Linked DNA regions of Homo sapiens: region 1 is linked to region 2. A link is an interaction called in ENCODE POLR2A ChIA-PET data of the cell type or tissue named here. Cell type or tissue: OCI-LY7. All regions are shown on one strand. Each heading gives the region's core, and the rest is flanking DNA. Links, peaks and the distances in the headings are about the cores only.

Region 1 (7,201 bases), core at 775-5,774, 230 kb after region 2:
GGCTTTGGGCTGTGTCTCCAGCCTCCTTGTCATTCTCTTCCCTAGTCCAGGTCCAGGGACCTTGCTTAAATGGGTCTCCCTCCTGTACACGCAGCTCCAGGTGTTTCTCTCCATGATCCTTCTTCCCCAGTGTGTACTGCGATTCTCCCAGAACACATTCTCCTAGGCCGATCTCTTCCAGATCTGTCCCCTCCCTAACTCTTGGTTCTTGCATCCCTGAAGCATGGTCTCCCATCCCCTACTAGCAGACATAGAGCCTTAGATCAGGAGGAGCCAGTACCTCTTGCTCCTGTTGGGCTTCACATTTATTATTCATCTGATCTGCAAGCCTTTGAAGCAAGAGATTTTTAGCATGCCTTATATTTGAGGAAAACAGGCTTGGAGAAGCTGCATGGCTTATGGTGTACAGTTGAGGTTCCATCCCTTTTCTGTGAACCTCCATTCTGAGCATACGTATTCTTGGGCCTGCACAAAGAGCCCTGGGAAACTGGCCTTGCTTCTTGGGGTAACAGGCCTCTCACTAGGCCTGCAGGCAGTGATGTGTTGGCTCTCGTCAGTAGGTGGGCCAGCACGGGCACTCATCAGTAGAAGATGCCACGACAGCCATGGAGCTCTACCGGCTGGTGGAGGTGCAGTGGGAACAGCAGGAGGCCCGCAGCCTCTGGACCTGCCCCGAGGACAGAGAACCTGACAGCAGCACAGACATGGAACAGTACATGGAGGACCAGTACTGGCCCGATGACCTGGCCCACGGCAGCAGAGGAGGAGCCAGGGAGGCACAGGACAGAAGGAATTGAGAAGGGGGCGGGGCTCCCTGGCTGGGCTTCCGGTGTGGCCGGTAGGAAGTGGGGGCCAGGAGAGCAGCGGGCACTCCTTCCTGGGCAGGGTGGGGCAGGATGCAGTGAGCCAGCCCCAGGGCCAGAGGAGTAGGGGTCATCTGTTACCTTGACACCCTCTGCACACAGCATAGCCCTCTCTCTCTCCAGGGCTGTTGGTTCTTTCTTCTGACTCCTGTGGTTTTGCTAATGGCACTTTACAGACTCCATGGAGATGTCAGGTGGACCATCTTCTAGGGCCCAGCAGGAGTAGGGAATGTGCCAACAGACTGCCCAGGTTGCCGTGGCCTTCCCCACCCCCCAGATCTCCTGAGTCATCATGCTGTGCTAATGAAAGGGATCATATCATCCTCTCTGGGGATGGTGGGTGGGGGTGTCAATATCCTGGAGCTCCCTTACCCCAACTCAATGACTTGGGGGTAAAGTTCTCTTCCTTTTGTTGCCTACCTCTTCCTCCACTCATTTGGGTTCAGAATAAACATGTCCTGAAGTTAAAGAGGAGTTAAGTCCTAAAGGAGGCATTTCTTCCCCACCTCCCTGACCTGGAACTCTGGCTACAGCCATTGTAGGAACTCCGTGCCTGGCCTGTCAGCTCCCTGCTAGGCTACAGTGGAATAGCAGAGCCCACAGGCTTCTCGTGGGGAGTTGGCTCCTTAACATTTCTTGGCAACAGAAAGCCCCAGGCACAGCTCAGGGAGGAGGGAAGGCAGGTAAGCTTTGGACGAGAACTGGCATATTTATTTTGACCCAAATCAGGGATTTCCCCAGTCCACCCAGTACTGGGCTCTTAAGCAAAAGTCTGAGAAACAAGACAGTGGTTTGAATTCTGGGGCCTTTGTGTAGGATTGTGCCTGACCTTTATTTATTTATTAACAGCAGGGCCACTCGTCTAGGGCAGTGGAGTCTGCGTGTCTCCTGGGGCTGGGGCAGGGCATTGGCAGTTACGCAGTGGCCCTGAACCTGGTCTGGTGCCCCCGAACCTGGTCTGATGCCCCCTCAGCTCTTTGACAATCACTGTGGCTGTTGGGTTTTCTCCTATTTCTAAAAATGTTCTCTTCTTTCCTAAGTGACAGTTTTGAAGTATTGGATAACCAAGAGCTCAGGTCACACAGACCTTGGAGCCCCATCTTTGCTTGCAGCTTAGCTTTGAGATACTAAGCAAGCGAGGGACTTCACTCTTGAGGCTGTTTTTTCCTCATCTGTAAAGTGGGGATAGTGGTACGGCCTACCTCATAGGGTTGTAATGAGCACTAAATGTGAAGTGCTTGGCACAGTGCCTGGCACATGGTGAGCCACAGCTACTGTGAGTTTCTGTTTATCCCCCTTTTTTTTTTTTAAGCCCATTGTTTATTCTTTGAGAATTTGTTGTAACTTCTTCAGGATAACACCTGAGTCCACAGGCTGAGCAGCTGTGGCCCAGACAGAACTGCTCCGGCTTGGCTGTTCCAGCAGGTGGGGCGCTGGCCTCGGTGAGGGCACAGCAGCAAGGTTCACGGATATCCGTGTGTCTTGTCTGTGGCCACCAGGCACAGGTTTGGCTTCCGGTCAGTGTCCCGACACTGTGCGGGAGGTGACAACAGAGCAAAGCAGCGCAGGGGTCAGGGAGGTACAGACACTGCTGAAATCACACTACCCCACCCTCAGCTGAAGCCCCACGTTCCACAAACTTGGGGTCATAGATTGTCCAGTCACTGGCTCCCTCCCTGTCAGCACAGCACAGAGGAAGGGGCTAACTGAATCTTTTACCACTTCTGGCCTGGCTCCAGAACTTTGTTCTAGATTCCTTAAAAGTCGGTAGCTGATGTCAAACTCAATTGAGCAGTAGCTTTGATCCCTTGGTCTGGGGGTCGAAGGAAGATGGTGCTGTTATCAGCGGGGAAATGTACTATTTAAGATCAGCTTTGTTGTAAAACCATTTGTTCTAGAATAAAACTCAATTGGAAACGTGGGTGAAGTGGCCCTTCCTGTGAATTCTCAAGCTGGGATTGGAGGGTGGCTCATTGGGGGTTTGGGAGGGGGACTGGGGCACTAAGCCTTGCTGGGTGCTTTGGACTTCGAGAAGGCAGTTTTCAAGAGGATGCAGTGGGCTCCAGCAAGAAACTAGCAGAGCTACAGAATTTAGATAATTTATTTCTTATTGCCCTATTACAGAGCACAAGTTTTGTGTTTTGTTTTTTGTTTGAGACAGGGTCTTACTCCTGTTGCCTGGGCTAGAGTGCAGGGTGCAATCATGGCTCACTGCAGCCTCGACTTCCCAGGCTCAGGAGATCCTCCCACGTTGGCCTCCCAAGTAGCTGGGATGACAGGCATGCGCCACCCCGCCCAGCTAATTTTTTTGGTATTTTTAGTAGAGACGGGGTTTCACCATGTTAGCCAGGCTGGTCTCAAACTCCTGGACTCAAGGAATCCACTCACCTCGGTCTCCCAAAGTGCTGGGATTACAAACAGGAGCCATCGCACCTGGCCATATTTGTTTTAACTTTTTTGTTTCTCCCTGAAGCTATGTACTCACTTAAAAAAAGTTTTTAATTGTAGTAGAATACACATAGAAAATTTACTATGTTAACTACTTTTAGTGTACAGTTCAATAGTGTTATGTCTGTATCCACATTGCTGTGCAACAGATCTCGAACTCTTTCATCTTGTGAAACTGACACTTTCCATTTCCCCCTTTTTTCTTTTATTCCTTTTTTTTCTTGAGACAGAGTTTCACTCTTGTTGCCCAGGCTGGAGTGCAATGGCGTGATCTTGGCTTACCACAACCTCCACTTGCCGAGTTCAAGCAATTCTCCTGCCTCAGCCTCTCGAGTAGCTGGGATTACAGGCATGCGCCACCACGGCCGGCTAATTTTGTATTTTTAGTAGAGACAGGGTTTCTCCATGTTGGTCAGGCTGGTCTCGAACTCCCGACCTCAGGTGATCCCCCTGCCTCAGCCTCCCAAAGTGCTGGGATTACAAGTGTGAGCCACCGCGCCCAGCAATTTCCCCCTTTTTTCAACCCCTGGCAACTACCATTCTACTTTCTACTTCTATGAATTTGACTAGATAGCTGATACAGGTGGAATCATACAGTATTTGTCACTTTGTGACGAGCTTATTTCACTTAGCACAGTGTCGTCATCCATGTTGTGGCATGTGTCAGAATTTTATTTTTTAAGAGACTCTTGCCCAGGCTGGACTCAAACTCCTGGGCTCAAGTTATCCTCTTGTCTCGGCCTCCTAAGTAGCTGGGACTACAGGCATGTGCCCCCATGCCTGGCAACTATTTTTTTTATTTTTTTTTTTAGAGACGGGGTCTCATTATGTTGCCCGGGCTGGTCTTGAATTCCTGGCCTCAAGTGATCCTCCTGCTTTGGCCTCCCAGCATGCTGGGATTACAGGAGTGAGCCACTGCACCTGGCTAGAATTTTCTTTTTAAGGCTGAATGATCTTTTGTATGTATATACCATGCTTTGTTTATCCATTCATCTGTCAGTCAACAATACTTAGGTTACTTCCCCCCTTGGCTGTTGTGAATAATGCAGCTATGAACATGCTGAAAGTGCTCCCAAGTGTACAAATACCTCTCCAAGACCCTCCTTTCAATTTATTTGAATATATACCCAGCAGGGGAATTGCTGGATTATATGGTAATTTTTTTTTTTTTTTTTTTTTTTTTTTTTTTGAGACAGAGTCTCACTCTTGTCATCTAGGCTGGAGTGCAATGGCGCGATCTTGGCTCACTGCAACATCTGCCTACTGGGTTCAAGCTATTCCCCTGTCTCAGCCTTCCAAGTAGATGGAATTACAGGCGCATGCCACCACGCCTGGCTAATTTTTATATTTTTAGTAGAGACGGGGTTTCACCATGTTGGCCAGGCTGGTCTGGAACTCCTGACCTCAGGTGATCCACCCGCCTCGGCCTTCCGAAGTGCTGGGATTACAGGCGTGAGCCACCGCGCCTGGCCTATAGTTTTTTTTGAGGAACTGCTGTGCTGTTTTCTTTAGTAGCTGTACCATTTTACATTCCCACCAACAGTGAACAAGGGTTTCAGTTTCTCCACGTCCTTGCCAACATTTTTTTCTGTTTTTCCATAGCAGCCATCCTAATGGGTATGAGATGATGTGGTTTGGATTTGCATTTCCCTAATCATTAGTAATATTGAGCATCTTCTTACATGCTTTTTGGTATACAGTTCCTTTTTAACTAATTTTCTTAACATGTGTTTTGTAATATGTATCAGCATAGTTTTACATGTATTAAACCACATGAAATTGCTAATATTCTAGTTTTTTGCTTTTCGTTTTTGTTTTTGAGACAGGGTTTCACTTGTCACCCAAGCTGGAGTACAGTGGTACAGTCTTGGCTCACTGCAACCTCAACCTCCCAGGCTCAAGTGATCCTCCAGCCTAAGCCTCCCAAGTATAATAGCTGGGACTACAGGTGCATGTCACCATACCTGGCTGATTTTTTACATTTTTAGTAGAGACGAGGTCTTCTATGTTGCCCAGGCTGGTCTTGAACCCTTGGGCTCATGGGATCTGCCCACCTTGGCCTCCCAAAGTGCTGGGATTACAGGCGTGAGCCACCGTGCCCGGCCACACTGTTTCTTATGGTTCAACCTTTAGTATATACAGTTGACCCTTGAACAACATAGGGATTGGGTGTTGACTCCCCACACAGTCAAAAATGTGCATGTAACTTGATTCCCCAAAAATTCAACTAATAGCCTACTTTTGATTGGAAGCCTTACTGATAACAGGTAGCCAAATAACACATATTTTATATGTCATATGTATTATATACTGTATTCTTATAATCAAGTAAGTGAGAGAAAAAATGATAAGGAAGATAAAATATATTTACTGTATTTATCGGTATTGTAAGGTTTTTACTGTATTTACATATGAGATGAAACATCTGTCTGAAATGGCAGCAACCACAGCTGTGGACTTCAATCTGTGGTACATATCAAGCAATTCAGCTTTTTCTTGTAATGTCACGACTTGTTTTCTGCTTCTTGGGAGCACTTCCAGCATCAGTAGTGGCACTTCATATGGGTCCCATGGTGGGATTCAAGGTTTACAGTATTGCACTAAGCATGATGAAAAATACCACAAAAACTGCAAGAAATCACTTTTTCCATCTTACTGGGATACCAGATGTCCTGGATATGAACTGCTGAAGCGGGGATGGGTAGTGTCACACACGTTTTAAGCAGATACTTGCAGCGCTTGAGCTCACTACAGTAACAACAGGAAGTGGCTACATTAACAGCACACTGTGTACTATAGTTAATTTTATGCAGTTACGGTTTCAGACTGCATCCCGACATTGGTTTACATTTCTCTTGACTGAGAATGGTGCCACGTGTGGTCTGTAAGTAGGTAAGTTTTGTTAAGTTTTACCTTTTAATAATAGATGTGCATATTTTATGGTAGTAAGTGATAAAATAGACTAGTATTTACATGTATTTTATACATTCATGACATAAGTAGCTTCTTAATTTCTTTGATATTTCTAGGCTGTGCAATTCATCTGAGTTTTTTCAAATTGTTGAAAAATCTCTCCCAAAATTTCCAATATATTTATTGAAAAAAAATCTGCATGTAAGTGGACCTGTGCAGTTCAAGCCCATGTTGTTCAAGGGCCAACCACAATTTAGGAATACACATACACATTTTAGGCGTACATGCCCAGCAGGACTGGAGATGGCTGGACTGGGAGAGCGTGTCCCTTGTGGGGAGAGGGGCCTCTCGCCCTCCAGTGTGAGTTGTCTCAGCCTGAGGCCAGTGCTGTGGATCCAGAGAGGGCCACAGAGTGGCCGACTTGTACCTGTTATGGTCATTACAGGTGGTCAGCTGTAGCTGGATGTGTGCCTTGAAAGGCTGACAAGTTTGCCCTGAGTGACTCACCTACTGTCACCTGATCCAACAAGATTTGTGGGCGTAGCCTGCCGATGGGTGACGCCAGTTAAAGGTAGAGCGTCGGCACCGGGAAACCCTGGCTGGGGTCGGGCTTCTCTCTGGGTACTGGGCCACCGGTGCCTGGCGTCCAACATCAGAGCACACAATACACTTGAAAAACAGTTCAGCTGGACCCAGGCAGGGTTCTAGGTGCTGGGGCCCCAGTTTTGAACTAAACAGATGGCAGGGGGAACAGTAAATGAACAAGTAAAATACAGTTTCAGAGGGTGCTAATTCCTATGGGAAAAGGCCAGAGAAGGGGATAGGAAGTAAACTTTTAGTTTTTAAAGACAAGGTCTCCCTATGCTGTCCAGGCTGGAGTGTATTGGCACTGTCATAGCCTCAAACTCCTGGGTGCAATTGATCCTCCCAGCTTAGTCTCTGGAGAAGCTAGCACTACAGGTGTGATTCACCACAAT
Region 2 (7,201 bases), core at 964-5,963:
GGTCATCCAGTTGGTAGGCAGCAATGCCCATAGTCCATAGCTTCTGACCCAAGACCAGTATTCTCAGCATCCCACCATGGCCTGAGACGGTGGTCACCATTCTGACTGCAGGAGATGACAACAAACTAGATGCTCCCCTCCAAGGAAGACAGCCCAGTAGGCTCAGAGATAGCCAAGAGAGGAGAAAGGAGGCCTATGGGTTCTAATCCCAGTGGAGCTTAGAAGGATAGCATCTACATCACCCCACTCTGCCAAGTCCCAGCCACCAAGCCAAGAGGAAAATTTTGCTGATGTGGTGTACCTCCCCACATCCGGCCACGGACCAGGGGAACAGATCGAGCTCGCAGACCTAAAGTGCTAGATGAAAGCCCATTAATAAACCTTCTGGCAAGGCCCAACCTTATGTTCAAGGGTGCGCCATTCATAAATCTCTGCAGCGTGGTGCTCAAGCCTCTGCATCACAGCCTGCGGGAAGGGGAGGACCTGAGCAGCCTGCAGAGGAGGCCTAGAGAGGAGCCCCAGGACAGTGTTGAACCCTCCGAGGGTCCTTAGAGCCTGTCCACACCTAAGTGCTTCTCTCCAGACTCAGCAGCAGCAGGAACTGTGGAGGACACCTGGGCTATTCTTATCCAGGGCCCCCAGGTATTTTACACCTGGGAAGTTTCACAGCTCGGGGTTGAGAAATATCCCTGCCTGGAGCTCTGGAACCTCTGGCAGGTGCCAGGCTGGTCTTTTCATCTAGAAAATGGACCAGGTGACAGCCAAGATCCTTGCAACTCCACTATTTTAGGATGCCCATGAAATCCTAATTGTGAGACTCAGTTTCTCTTTTGGAAGGCTAAGGAACAAACATATATGGAATAACCACTGTGATTCAGGTACCCTACACACTCCACCTCAGTGAATCCCTCAATAACCAGCAAGATAAGTCTTGTCATGACTCCCATTTTGCAGAGGTGAAAACTGAGGTTCACAAAAGTAGAATTAACTTCCCCGTGGAGCTATTAAATAACAGACTTAACGGCTCACATCCTTTTGGAACGTGGCAGGATGGAAGTAAACAAAAGTAACACAGAGGTATGATTCAAACTCAGGCTGCCGGGCCAGTAAAGCCCTTTGTTGTCTCCTAACTTCTTCTACACTCATAGTTCTCAACAGGAGCAATGTTGTCCCCCAGGTGACATTTGACATTTTACGTTGTCCCAGCTCGGGAGGAAGAGATGCTACTGGCATCTAGTGCATAGGGGCCAGGAATGCTGGTAAGCATCCTACAGTGCACAGGACAGCCCCACCACAAAGAATTAATTGACCCAAAATGTCGATAGGGCCAAAGTGGACAAACCCTGCCCTAGAGCCCCTGTAGACCGAGCAGACTCGGCCCTGGGCTTCCTGCTGCGCAGCACCTCTCAGGAAGGGCCAGACAGCTGGGGCAGCAATCTCCAAGGTACCCTGTAGAATACTGGGTGGAAACAGCTGTTGTGGGGGATAGGGAATGGGGGTGGGGACTTGTTCAAACAACTTTGGGAAACAACAGATTCTGCGAAACCAAGATGTCTTTAGTGGAGGACTTCTCAGTGTGTTTATTTGTGTGACAGTCAGTTCTAGATGTCAACTTTATTTGTTTGTTTGTTTATTTTAGAGACAGGGTCTCGCCCTGTCACCCAGACTGGAGGCCTCAAACTCCTGGCCTCAAGCAATCCTCCTGCCTCTGCCTCCCAAAGTGCTCAGATTACAGCTGTGACCACCTCACCCAGCTAGATGTCAACTATAAACACAAATCTAGGTGTTGTCATGAAGGTATTTTGTACATGTGATTAAAATTCATAATCAGTTGACTTTACATAAGGGAGATTATCCTAGATAATCTGTCCCCCAGAGGGACTAAGAAGCCTTATCTTATTAGACACAGCTAATAAGCCCCAGTCCCCTGGGAAGGGTGACTTTACATAAGCGAGATTATCCTGGATCATCTGGGTTGGTTTGATTTAATCAGTCTGAAGGCCTTAGGAGCAGAGCTGAGGTTTCCCTGAAGAAGAAATTCTGCCTTCAGACAGCAGCTTCACCCCATGGTCTAGAATTCCAGCCTGACCTTGGGACTTCAGACTTGCCTGGCCAGCCCCCACAATTACATAAACCAATTCCTTGCAATAAATCTCTTAATATGTATTTCCTACTGTTTCTGTGGCTCTAGCTGATCTCTGCCTGATACAGTCTGAATCGTGACCTCCAAGAGTGGAGTATAGATAAGTTTATGACAATTCCCGAACTGATTTGGCCAGTGGGACTTTGAATTTGAGGAGCATCTCACAGGATTCACGTTCAGCAGATGCTTGCTTTCTCTCTCTCTCCAGCAAATACCGATGTAGGCAGACTGAGCAAGTCAATCGTAAAGGAACTTTAGCCCAGCTTTGGAGCCTCATGTCAGGAGTGCAACCATGTGCTCCCACTGTGGGCAGAGGGCCCTCAGTACTACCGTGTTGTCTGACAGTTACACAGTCTTGGATACTCACAAAACACACTCCTCGTATCAGTGCTGGGGTCATGCAGGACTCACTATGGTTGACACCTCTTGTGCCCAGACCTCTGCTCTTGGCCGCTGTCCTAGTCTGTAAAGCAGAGCTAATAAGCCCCAGCCCCTGGAGAAGGGTGTAACGACAAAACAAGATTTATGCAAAGTACCTGGCACACAATGGGTGTTCACCCAGTGCCAACGCCCTCCTCTCTCCTCCCCTTTGACGACAAGCTGTGCTAAAACAGGCCTCCTACTATATAAGGAATAAGCAATGTTTTAAAACCACTCAAAATGTTCAACTGTTGCCAAAAGATGCTACGGAGCTCTCCCTAAGCCCGTGGCCCACCCTAAATGTAACAGGCCCATGTTTACAAACCCAAATCCATGCATCTCAGAGGCTCCCACACATATCCTAGCTGTCCCTCCTCAGAACTCCGTTTGGACAGTCTCTGGCAGCATCACCGGCAGCTGCTGCCTCTCTGGGTGTTCCTGCCACTCAGCCTGGGCCCCCGGCAGCTACTCATGTGTGGGAGAGCAAGACGGAATCAGAAGACCCTTCTGCCACCTGAAGACCGCCAGGGCTCCTGGCTGGAGAGTTCAGGCCAGGGCTCTGGAACCAAGATGTAAGAAACTCCAGCAGCTAAGAGCTGGGGAGCTGAGCATAAGCCATAGCTCTGGCCCCGTCTTTATCTTTCTGTCCTTCACTCTTGTTCTGTGTGCACTCAGACTCACACAGCCGGCCTCTCATCTTCCTACAACTCAGATATCCTGAAACAATCCAATCACACTGAACACAGCCCAGAACCAGGAAGGAACACAGGCTCCTTGACTGGACAGAACATAGGCAGGGCTGATGCTCTAAAGCTCACGCAGCTTGCACAAAGGAGAGCAACACAGCCCTCGCTTGGACCCTATTTATCCTTCCTTACAGCACTGGTTCTCAAACTTTAGGGACATCTGAATCACCAGGACAGCTTGTTAAATACATGGTCCCACCCCCAGAGTTTCTGATTCAGCAGGTCCGGGACGGGGCCCAAGAACTGGCATTTCTGACAAGTTCCCAGGTGGAGCTGCTGCTGCTGGGGTAGGGGCTGCACTTTACAGAGCGCTGCTTTACAGCTTGGATAAGCCAAGCCAACTGAGTCAGTACCTGATTAGAATGGAATCGCTGAGCCTGTGAGTGTTGGGGGCGGGGCAGATGCTGATAGTGGTGAGGCCTGCCAATGCCAGGCTTACTGACAGCTGCAGGAAGTGACAGTTGACAGCCCGAGAGCACAGAAAGAGACAGCAAACTATAAAAAGCAGACATAAGAACTCAAAAAGCAAAGCAGTCTGAAGCCATCTCAGTGCAATAAAATTATTACATACCCCCAAATAAATCCTGAGGAAGCCCTCTCTCTAAGCATCCTACTGGCATGTCAGTCATAGCGAAAGACCCTGAAATATGACGAAAGCGATACTTACGCTGCTTAGGAGGGCAGGGAAATATATAATTAATTTTCTAAAAATCAACATCTAATTTGTTGGCAATAAAATCTTCTGGGTGTTTAATGGATGATAAACTTGGCAATATGGAAGTTTTTTCTCTGTGGACTAATTTATTTACTCAGTTACCTAGAATTTTACTTCGTGTGTACATCTGTCGCGTGCACCTGTGTGTACATGTGCACCCACATGTACACACAAGTATATATTTTGTATAAATGCATTCACTACCACTAATTATTGCTACCCATTCTCAGGTCTCATCTTAAGCACTCTTTAATCCTTAATCATTCTGGCCAAGTTAGGTCCCCAACTGAAGCTCTTTTAGATGGACTATTGCATCTTTAATTGCTCCAACTCTGTCTTCCTCGCCACACTGTGAGGAAATAGGGTCATGACTGCCTGTTTTCCAGCCATTTCCCTAATAGAGTAGAACATAGTAGGTGCTCAGTACATAGATGTGACTGCAGGATTATTCACATACTTGCTGATTTCATGCACTCACCCCCCCCACCCCGCCCCCAACACACACACACGATCTCCATTACAAAGACAAAGAAAATGTAGGTCGAGGAGCATAAGTGCATGCTTGGAGGCAGCCCCACTCTGCAAGCTAGTGTAAGTTGTGCTTATTCCTGTTAGCAAAGGATCTCAGCAGTCCTCTGGAGACAACACGGTCTCTCTCAGCTCCTGGTTTTCATCAGGATTTGCATATTCTGGGCAAGGCGGGGACATGAAGGAGGGTGCACACTCAATTAGATCCTTCCTCTCCAAGTCTCCACCCCTTGACTGTTCCTAATGAAGCCATCTTGTATCCCTCCGTCCCTCACACCCACCACCAATACACACACCCTCTTCATTTTCTCACCAGACTCATCACCCTGAGAAGGTCGGGGCGCTGCACTCTGCCCAGAACACCAGCAGATCGAAAATGAAGCACAAAACCGACTTAAGAAGAGAAAACCGTATTTTCCATAATTGATTCATCTGCCTGTAAATAAAGAGCATTAATGAGAATCAGCCTGAGCTAATCATTAGCAGGAACCCCCTGTGGGCTAGTGGGGGAAGGTGGGGAGAATCGGCTCCTGCCTCACATAGCTGATTGCATTAGTCAAGCAGGATTCAAGGACATTGGAAGACTCCCTGCCACACTCCCCTACCTGATGACCCCATCTTCCTCCCTCTCTGCTCCACTGCAGCCGGTAAGTATATGAATCCACTCCTTGAGAACTCAGCAGAACTTCCTAAGCCCGTGAAGAGCCCCACTAATATAGATGTGCAAGTGTGGAATAATTGAATAGCTGTTGTCACCCATGAAGGTAGCTTTCCTCATTTCTCTTTGGTCCAGATTAAAATGGACTATGATTCTCCCCAAAACTTCCATCCAGAGGTTTTTTTCAAAGGAGAATACAACTTTCTGAGGCAGTCATTTTTCTCATTTATCACTAATATTCCAAAGGCACATTTCCCAGACAGACTTCTTCTCCCTTATCTAAATCAGGATACACTAGATTATGCTGTGGTAACAAACTTCCCAAAATCTCTTGGACTTTCAGTGAAAAAGGATTATTCCCACTCAAGCTGAATATCTGTCATGGGTCAATTATGGTTCTGCCCCAAGAACAGAGCTGAAGGAGCAGCCTCCACAAGAGATGGCTGCCATCACAGCAGAAGAAAAGTGAATATGGCCAAAGCACACGCTGCTTTTACAGCTTTACTGGCTAAAGCAAGTCACATGGTCATGCTTCAGTTCAAAAGGATGGGGACATATAATCCTCCCCTAGGAAAGAGAACTACAGAGAAAAACACCAAATTTGAGTGAATATAATTGACCATAATCCTGGACTTCTCAGACTTTCACTGTCCTTATAAAACATTTATAAAGTCATTACCAACACCCTTCGTCTCGTTGTCACCTCAGTACCGTCATTCTCCATCACCACCACCACTTTCACCAACCTCATCACAACTCCATCGGCATCCTCATCAACGACACGATGTCATCCTTACCACCTGTCTTTACCCGGGTTTCCTGGAGGAGAGAGCCTGCCCAGGGGAGAGGCTCACAGGCTAACGCTTTATTGGAAAACGTTTATCAAGGGAAAAAGAGACTGAGGCAGGGAAAGAGGAAGAGAAAATAAAAGTGAGATGTTTAACAAAAAGGGGCTGTTTCAGAGCAAGTGCAACTGATTGTTCAGTCCTTCAGATCATCTTCTGATCTCAACAGTTCATCTGTTCCCTCTCTTAATAGTTCATTCATGAAGAGAAATGGAAAAATTATTATTTGCTGCCTCTTTACTGGTCCCAGCTCCCACTGATCAAAGTCGACTCTATAAAGTATGTACTCCACTGCTCTTCTATGACATGTCATTTGGTCTCTTCAAGCAACCTCAAGAGAAGCCCAAATTTCTGGGAGTCCAGGGCTCTGGCATAGCTTCCAATCTGGCCTGGTTATACAATACTACCTGCTAGGATCCTCCATCTGTAGCAGTGCTAACAGCAGTGACAACAGTCTGGCTTTAGTGCTGTGGGAACAATAGTGTGAGCTCTTGCTAAGGCTGCTCAACTGGAAAGCAAGGCAAGTGACCAAGACTGAGATAGAAGAATATGTGGCCACATGGACTTGGGGTGGCACACAAATTGAATCCAGTACAGTCCACCCCTTGGGCCTTTCACATCTACCCATAGCCATCTGTAATATATGGATCTCATATCAGAGAAAGACACCTTCCATTCCTCTCCAAGAGGGGAGATGCAAATCCAAGTATTCAAGGTGTTGTCATATGCATTCTCCTAAAAAGACTTAAAGAAGGTGGCTTTGTTCATTTTCTGTTGTTAGGACACTATAGACCAGATAATTTATAAAGAAAAGAAGTTATTTAACTCACAGTTCTGGAGGCTGGAAAGTCCAAGATCAAGGCATCAGCATCTGGTGAGGACCTTCTAGGTATGTCATAACATGGTGGAGGACATCACATGGTGAGAGGGCAAGAGCATGTCCACTCTTTCTCAGGTCTCTCTTTCTCTTCTTATAAAGCTGCCAGTCCTATCATGGGGGCCCCACCCTTATGGCCTTATCTAATCCTAATTACCTCCTAGAGGTCCCACCTCCAAATACCATCAACATATGAATTTGGAGATTGTTTCTGACATGAAATTTGGGAGACATATTCAAACCATAGCAGAGGGCTAGCAAGCCAAACT

The links. Peaks named below come from ENCODE experiments on the same cell type or tissue, not always from the same donor. Only the 100,000 strongest peaks of a DNase experiment are listed, where the experiment ranks them.
Region 1: POLR2A ChIA-PET joins it to region 2 with 5 read pairs; 1 of 35 experiments calls an interaction of 5 or more read pairs at or near these places.

Annotation. Positions count from the first base shown.
Region 1 is chr15:88,629,498-88,636,698 of GRCh38, forward strand. AEN (apoptosis enhancing nuclease) reads left to right here. Exons shown (of 4, transcript NM_022767.4): 4 at 561-2,784. The coding sequence ends at 797. It also overlaps a transcript of ISG20 not described here. Among named protein-coding and RNA genes, the nearest start is that of ISG20, 5.9 kb to the right of the region's middle. RefSeq lists an enhancer at 6,621-6,915. In OCI-LY7, for the core only: a CTCF peak has its summit at 2,723; no DNase peak of the experiment used is centred there; H3K4me3 peaks cover 206 bases; H3K27ac peaks cover 2,561 bases.
Region 2 is chr15:88,398,850-88,406,050 of GRCh38, forward strand. No RefSeq gene overlaps it. Among named protein-coding and RNA genes, the nearest start is that of MRPL46, 65 kb to the right of the region's middle. RefSeq lists an enhancer at 1,323-4,411. In OCI-LY7, for the core only: no CTCF peak of the experiment used is centred there; DNase peaks (open chromatin) are centred at 2,682, 3,002, 3,732 and 4,672; H3K4me3 peaks cover 4,002 bases; H3K27ac peaks cover 4,859 bases.